2 separate regions of the Homo sapiens genome follow, and region 2 is linked to region 1. Evidence: read pairs that join two places in POLR2A ChIA-PET (ENCODE). Cell type or tissue: Panc1. All regions are shown on one strand.

Region 1 (4,000 bases):
TTCTTTGTTAAATAGTACAGCTATCAAAGTCATAGGTTTTCATTGTTCCTTAGGGGAGAAATGGAAAGTGTTAATGATTCTATTCTGTTCAGACAAAACAAACTTACAAGTATTTACACAGTTTAGAAACATAGCGATTCCAACTATATACCTCCTACTATAACAAAACAACTAATAAAATAACCAATCAGAATTTCAGTTCCTTCTGTGAAGGTTATTATTATAGAACATGCCAACAATTTACAAAGCCTTAGAGTCTTATGAGATCTGCTTTCTTCAAATAAAATTTCAAGGAAGGACAGATTTATTTTAAAGGAGAACAAAACAAGTTAGCAATAGATATAAATATTCATATGTTTCCCTAATACACAAGAGAAGGAGAAGATTATTGTGATAAAAGATCTGAATTGAACATCCATCTTTCTTTCTTTCTTTCTTTCTTTCTTTCTTTCTTTCTTTCTTTCTTTCTTTTTCTTTCTTTCTTTCTCTTTTTTTTTCTTTCTTTCTTTCTTGCTCTTTCTGTCTCTTCCTTTCTTTCTCTTTTCCTTCCTCCTTTCCCTTCCTTTCTTTCTTTTTTGACAGAGTCTCGCTCCGCCACCCAGGCTGGAGTGCAGTGGCATGATCTCAGCTCACTGTAACCTCTGCCTCCCGGGTTCAAGCGATCCTCCTGCCTCAGCCTCCTGAGTAGCTGGGATTGGCACGCACCACCACCACGCCGGGCTAATTTTTTCTGTTTTTAGTAGAGACAGGGTTTTGCCACGACGACCAGGCTGGTCTCAAACTCCTGACCTTAAGTGATCTGCCCACCTCGGCCTCCCAAATGCTGGGAATACAGACATGAGCCACCATGCCCAGCCTTTCTTTCTTTTTTTTGAGACAAGCTCTCATTCTGTCGTCCAGGGTGGAGTACAGTTGCACCATCATGGCTCACTGCAACCTTGAACTCCTGGGCTCAAGTGACCCTCCCATCTCAGCCTCCTGAGTAGTTGGAATTTCAGGCACACATCACCACACCTGGCTCAATTTAACATCTTTTCAAATCTGATCATCTGAACTAAATTTGGGTGCATATCATCTCTCCTCGAACAGATGGAGGGAAGAGGGGATAGCTCCTTTATCTCATTTTTATACTCTTTTGTTAACAAGGCTAGGCTCTGGAATTTTATTAGTTAGGATTGTAAGGGAGTGAAAGGTGGGGGAAAGACAGGACTATTAGAGTTCAGTTTTTTTTTTTTTAATGGGGAATGGGCTGAATAGAATTTTCCTTAACAGCAGTTTTCTTCTATGTAACAAATTAGCAAATAAGAAAATGTCCATAATTGTTCATTAGACCATGAATTTTATTTTTTTTTACTTTGAGCTTTCTCATATCTAGATATTGACGAAAAGATGCCAGTTTCTCCCTAGGCAAGTTTTAAACAGCCAGGTCTTTTTTTTTTTTTTTTTTTTTCTAGTGATACCTTCTGCAGCCGTCATTTCCAGGGCTGAGACTATAAATGCTACAGTGCCCAAGACCATAATTTATTGGGATAGTCAAACAACAATTGAAAAGGTTTCCTGTGAAATGAGATACAAGGCTACAACAAACCAAACTTGGAATGTAAGCTCAACTTTCATTATGCTTTAGCATGTGAATGAATGATTTAAAAGCCAACCATCAGTGGCTACAGTGGACTTATTATGTCTATTTTACATGTTTTTAATCTGATTGTTTGCATGATATTCAAGCCACTTTAGTTTTTGTTTTATAATTTCAACTTTTATTTTAGATTCGGGGGCACATGTGCAGGTTTGTTACCTGGATATATTGCATGGTATTGAGGTTTGGGGTATGATTGATCCTGTCACCCAGGTGCTAAGCATAGTTACCAATAATTTGCTTTTCAACCCTTGCCTTCCTACCTTCCTCCACACTCTAGTGTGGTCCCCAGTGTCTATTATTGCCATCTTTATGTCCATGAGTACCTGATATGATTTGGCTGCATCCCCACCAAATCGCAACTTGAATTGTGTCTCCCAGAATTCCCAGGTGTTGTGGGAGGGACCCAGGGGGAGGTAATTGAATCATGGAGGCCAGTCTTTCCCACACTAGTCTCGTGATAGTGAATAAGTCTCACGAGATCTGATGCGTTTATCAGAGGTTTCCGCTTTTGCTTCTTCCTCATTTTCTCTTGCCACCACTAAGTAAGAAGAGCCTTTTGCCTCCCACCATGATTCTGAGGCCTTACCAGCCATGTGGAACTGTAAGTCCAATTAAACCTCTTTTTCTTCCTAGTCTTGGGTATGTCTTTATCATTAGCATGAAAATGGATTAATACAGTAAATTGGTACCAGTAGAGTGGGGCATTGCTTAAAAGATACCCGAAAATGTGGAAGCAACTTTGGAACTGGGTAATAGGCAGAAATTGGAACAGTTTGAAGGGCTCAGAAGAAGACAGGAAAATGTGGGAAATTTGGAACTTCCTGGAGACTTGTTGAATGGCTTTGCCCAAAATGCTGATAGCAATATGGACAATAAAATCTAGGCTGGGGTGGTCTCAGATGGAGATGAGGAACTTGTTAGGAACTGGAGGAAAGGTGACTCTTGTTATGTTTTAGCAAAGAGACTGGCAGCATTTTGCCCCTGCCCTAGAGATCTGTGGAACTTTGAACTCGAAAGATGATTTAGGGTGTCTGGTAGAAGAAATTTCTACGCAGCAAAGCATTCAAGTGGTGATTTGGGTACTATTAAAGGCATTCAGTTTTAAAAGGGAAACAGAACATAAAAGTTCAGAAAATTTGTGGCCTGACTATGCAATAGAAAAGAAAAACCCATTCTGGGGGGGAGAAATTCAAGCCAGCTGCAGAAGTTTGCACAAGTAGCAAGGAGCCTAATGTTAATTCCCTAGACCATGGGGAAAATGTCTCCAGGCCACATCAGAGACCTTTACAGCAGCCCCTCCCATCACGGGCTTGGAGGCCCAGGAGAAAAAAGTGGTTTCATGGGCTGGGACCAGGGTCACTGTGCTGTGTGCAGCTTAGGGACTTGGTGCCCTGTGTCCCAGCTGCTCCAACCATGGCTCAAAGGGCCAACATCCAGCTTGGGCTGTGGCTTCAGAAGGTGGAAGCCCCAAGCTTTGACAGCTTCCACATGGTGTTGAGCCTGCGGGTACACAGAAGTCAGAATTGAGGTTTGGGAACCTCCACCTAGATTTCAGAAGATGTATGGAAATGCCTGGATGGCCAGGTGAAAGTTTGCTGCAGGGACGGGGCCCTCATGGAGAACCTCTGGTAGGGCAGTGTGGAAGCAAAATGTGGGGTCTGAGCCTCCACACAGAGTCCCTAGTGGGGCATTGCCTAGTGGAGCTGTGAGAAGAGGGCCACCATCCTCCAGATTCCAGAATGGTAGATCCACCAACAGCTTGAACCGTGCACCTGGAAAAGTTGCAGACACTCAATACCAGCCCATGAAAGCAGCTGGGAGGGAGACTGTACCCTGCAAAGTCACAGGGTTGGAGCTGCCCAAGACCATGGGAACCCACCTCTTTTATCAGCATAACCTGGATGAGAGACATGGAATAAAAGAAGATCATTTGGGAGCTTTAAAGTTGCCCTGCTGGATTTTGGACTTGCATGGGCGCTGTAACCCCTTTGTTTTGGCCAATTTCTCCCATTTGGAATGGCTGTATTACCTAATACCTGTACCCTCATTGTATCTAGGAAGTAACTAACTTGCTTTTGATTTTATAGGCTCATAGGTGGAAGGGACTTGCCTTGTCTCAGATGAGACTTTGGACTGTGGACTTTTGGGTTAATGCTGAAATGAGTTATGACTTTGGGGGACAATTGGGAAGGCATAGTTGGTTTTGAAATGTGAGGACACGAATTTGGAGGGGCCAGGGATGGAATGACATGGTTTTGCTGTGCCCCCATCAAATCTCAACTTGAATTGTATCTCCCAGAATTCCCACATGTTGTGGGAGGGAGCCAGGGGAGGTAATTGAATCCTGGGAGCCCGTCT
Region 2 (4,000 bases), 480 kb after region 1:
CGGGGCTGAAAAGGAAGGTGGGGATTAGGCCCAGGCTGTGAAGGCATTCTGTGTTACCCTTATGCATTTGGGCTTCCTTCTGTAAACTTCAGGCAGATAGCGGAGCCCCTGAAGGAAGTGGCATGATCAGTGTTCTAGGAAAGTAACACCGGGGTCTGTGAAAGATGATTATTGGGATGAGCAGCTGTAGGTGACAAGGCCAGTTAGGAAGTGACTAAGAATCCAAGGTTGTGCATTTTGCAGAACCATTTTTACAGAGCAAACAGGGAAGTGGCCAGGCAAGGTTTTTTGCTGCCCCTAGTCTCTTCCTAAAGCTTTGTGCTTTCCAGCTGAACATTTCTATGGTTCTGAGGGGTCTGCTTAAATTCTATCAGATGGAATAGATGGCAGAGAAGAAAAGCAAAAGAAAAGTCTTCAGTAGAACAATCATTTTTAGTTAGAACAGTCACTTGATAATTAACTCCAACAATCTTGTAGGCATAGACCAAAGAAAGCAAAAATGCTTATGGAGGCAAGGCCTAGCCTTGCTTTTGTCCACAGGAATTTTCTTATCCTATTTCTCAAACCGTCCCCCTTATGGCTCCCCTGCCATCTGTCTTTCATCCTAGTCATGACTACATACAATCAGAAGAAAGGGTAGGGAAAACCCACTAATAGCAACAAAAAGCTCCAAGTTTCTGCATATATTATGAATACATAGCTCCATGAGCCCTTCACCTTGCAAATGACTCTCTTTTCCCACATCTGCTAGAATTGTGGGGTTTTAGGCCTTGTTTAGGCTTCTTGTATCTTTTCACAAGTGACTTTTTCTACATCTGCTAGAAATGTGGGTTTTTAGGCTTATTTAGGCTTCTTGTATCTTTTTAAAATCCAGTGCCCACTCCAAAACATAACTGGTATTTAATATTTGTTTCTTACATTACCAAAAGATTGAGAGCAGTGAGTTTTAAATAGCAAGGTGTTTTGCCTTCCCATTGAAGTAAGGTTTTTTTCAGCCCTTTTTCACAACGATTTGGTAAGAACCCTCTTGCAGAGATGAATGAATTAAAGTGGAGACACACAGTGGATAAAGCTGGTTTGCTTAGTGGAACGAGCACAGTAGCAGCTAGCCTTGATTAGTCCTTCTTCATCCTGTTTTACTCATGTAAAATGGAGATAAGATTACCTATCTTGCAGACTTGTGGCCTCTCCTACAACTCTGCAACCTCCCTCAAGGCAGGTAATGTCTGGTTCATTATTGTAGCCCAGTAGTGGACACAAGTGCCAGCAAGCAGTAGGTGCTGAATTAATATTTATTGAATAAATGAATGATTAGAAATAATGAATACAAACTACCTGGCACATGATAGGTGCTCAATGGAGTGTGGCTGTTTCTAAAACCCAGGTGATAGCAATAGGAAAACTTAAGGCATCAGAGAGATCTGTGTTATGACATGTACATCTATATAACTATGTTTTTCAAAAAGAATTTTTGATCTTTATTCTAAATTCATAATGCTTAGAGATATGTAATAGTACTTATACATTCTTCAGATTGTTTTGAGGAAAATCTCAACAATTACTGTAATGCCATTTGGTTTCTTCAAAAATTTTAAACTCTTGTTTTTCTTTCCTGATTGAGCATAACATAAAGTTAACACAGCATTGAAAAACCCAATCATGAAACAGTTAATTTTAAACAAATATAAAATTACCTGGATGGCTTCTATCTCTAATTGATGCAAATATTCTTTAGTCGTTGCCTTAAAAACCATTAAATGTACTTATTGCAAGCTACGTTACAACAAGAACAGAAATCCCCTCATCTACCTAAGGTGTATTGAATGTTGAAAAGTGGAAAATACCTAATTTTTCCACTGGCAACTTCACCTCAGTGTCATAAATAGCATTGCTTCCTCCTTTCCACACTTAACCTAGGATCTTGGTAAGTTAAACTTTTATAATGAAAGGACCCATGAAAGTAGCTAATCTCCTATAATACATACCTTAGTTCCCAAATAAAGAAAAAAGGGTCATTTTTTAGGAAAGAATTATTTGTATACTGTCAATTGAAATATTTCCAAAGCATGTTTTGAGATGCCTTACTGGAGCCCTTGTGAAATAATTGCTTAATTTTCATTTATATAGGTAGAATTTTATTCTTTGATATGTGGTAAAAGACTGAAATTTGGGAGATAAGTTCTCTTCAAATGAACAAAACTCAGTGGCATGATTTGACACCAAGTAAGTATCCCTCAAAGAAGTGAATACTTTTTTTCTTTTTAACAATACTTTGGTAAACATAAGAACCTCTGTGAAAAGGTCGTATTCATGAAAACCACCAAGAAATATTAAGTGAGTGCTTACTGTGGACAAGGGACTATGCTGGCTATATTGAAGTCTACCAAAAAAAAAAAAAAAAAAAATCAGACACACACTCTGGCCTCAAGGACTTCGTATCACTACATAAATACAAAACAGAAAATTACCAGCAACGTAAGAAAGGCCCAGAGAACTGTTCTGGAAGTTCAAAGGATAGAAATCTCCAGAAGGCATATAGGAATGGAATGGAGAAAAAGGTTGTAAACTCTTTGTTCATAAGCTAGCATCGTATTTTGCAAACAGCACAAAAATGTGATCGATTGATTGAATATTGAATATAATTTTGCTAGGTGCTATGAAGAATACAAAGATGTAGCCTATTAGAGCATTTCTCCTTAAGTTGACAATCTATAAGGAAATCATTAAGCACATTAAAAAAAAGATAAGCTTGTTCATTTCAATCATGCTGCTTATTGAATGCCTATCATTTTCCTGGCACTATGTTAGGTCCCAAGGCCACAAAGGTGAAAAAGCAGCCACCTTTAAGGATATGTACAATTTAGTAGGGATACCTGATACCTGTAATACTAGGTGACAAGTGATAATGAGGTATATTCAAGACCTAAGTGTTCCTGGGGCCAGGGAATGTTTGCCAGGTTCAGTGAGACCTGAAAGATGAAGAGATCTGCCAGGTGAATGTGAAGGGCATTTACTCCAGGAGGAGGAACTATAGCTCAGGAAGGTACACACTGAAGGCATGTTTGGAGCTAGCTTTTGGGTGACAGCAACACTCATACAAGATTTACTACATCCTGAGCACTGATCTAAGCATTTTATCAACAGGAACTCATTAGCACTCTCAACAACCCTGTGGGAGTAGGTACTATTATTAGCCCCATTTTGAAGGTGAAAATACTGACACACAGAGATCTTAAGTTGCCCAGAATCATACTGTAAGTGGCAAGACCAGGATGCAAACATGTCCTCCAGTGATGGGTGATGGAGTGGGAAAGATGGTAGAAACCAGAGCATGATTTTCTGGCAGGCCAAGCTTCTTTTCTACTAGGTGATAGAAAGCCATTAAAATTAATTGGTAAAACTAAGAGAAGAGACAGATGCTGTCACCACCAAGAGACAGACAATGAAAAGATGATGCTATAGCTTACAAAGTCCTAATGTGGGGGTGGAAACTGGTAGCCAAGAGAAATTTGGATCACACAATATATAACAATTTTTAAAGATCAGTTGTAAACATTTAAAAATGGGAAAATCTCTTAGCAAAATCCAGACTTTTATTGTTTCTTGAAAATGTGCTATACTGGCAACCGTAGGTCCATACTGCGTGGTGGCAATTCGCTGGAGCCAATAGGAGGCCCCTCCCTTTTGGACTTGGATTTCCAGTTTGCCACAGACCTCACCCCTCCCTGTTATAACTCTAGTTTGCTGGACTCATGTAAGCTTCCCTCCCTCATCCTATTAGGCATCTGAGATCCACCCTTCGCCCCCACCCCACCGACTCAGACTGGGGCTTAGAATCTTCCTGTGTAAAATGAAGTGTTTACACTATCAGAATTTCTCAAACTGTTTGGATGAAATAAGGCCCTGAGGTGCTTGTTAAAAATATAACTTTCAAGAGCCATTCCCAGAAGCTTTAGATTAAGTGGGGCTGGAATAAGGCTCAGAATTTATTTTTCCTGAT

The links. Peaks named below come from ENCODE experiments on the same cell type or tissue, not always from the same donor. Only the 100,000 strongest peaks of a DNase experiment are listed, where the experiment ranks them.
Region 2: POLR2A ChIA-PET joins it to region 1 with 7 read pairs; 4 of 35 experiments call an interaction of 5 or more read pairs at or near these places.

Annotation. Positions count from the first base shown.
Region 1 is chr1:67,205,456-67,209,455 of GRCh38, forward strand. It overlaps IL23R (interleukin 23 receptor), which reads left to right. Exons shown (of 11, transcript NM_144701.3): 6 at 1,455-1,600. Among named protein-coding and RNA genes, the nearest start is that of IL23R, 41 kb to the left of the region's middle. In Panc1, no CTCF peak of the experiment used is centred here; no DNase peak of the experiment used is centred here.
Region 2 is chr1:67,688,782-67,692,781 of GRCh38, forward strand. No RefSeq gene overlaps it. Among named protein-coding and RNA genes, the nearest start is that of GADD45A, 5.6 kb to the left of the region's middle. RefSeq lists a silencer at 845-1,139. In Panc1, no CTCF peak of the experiment used is centred here; no DNase peak of the experiment used is centred here; H3K4me3 peaks cover 356 bases; H3K27ac peaks cover 3,042 bases.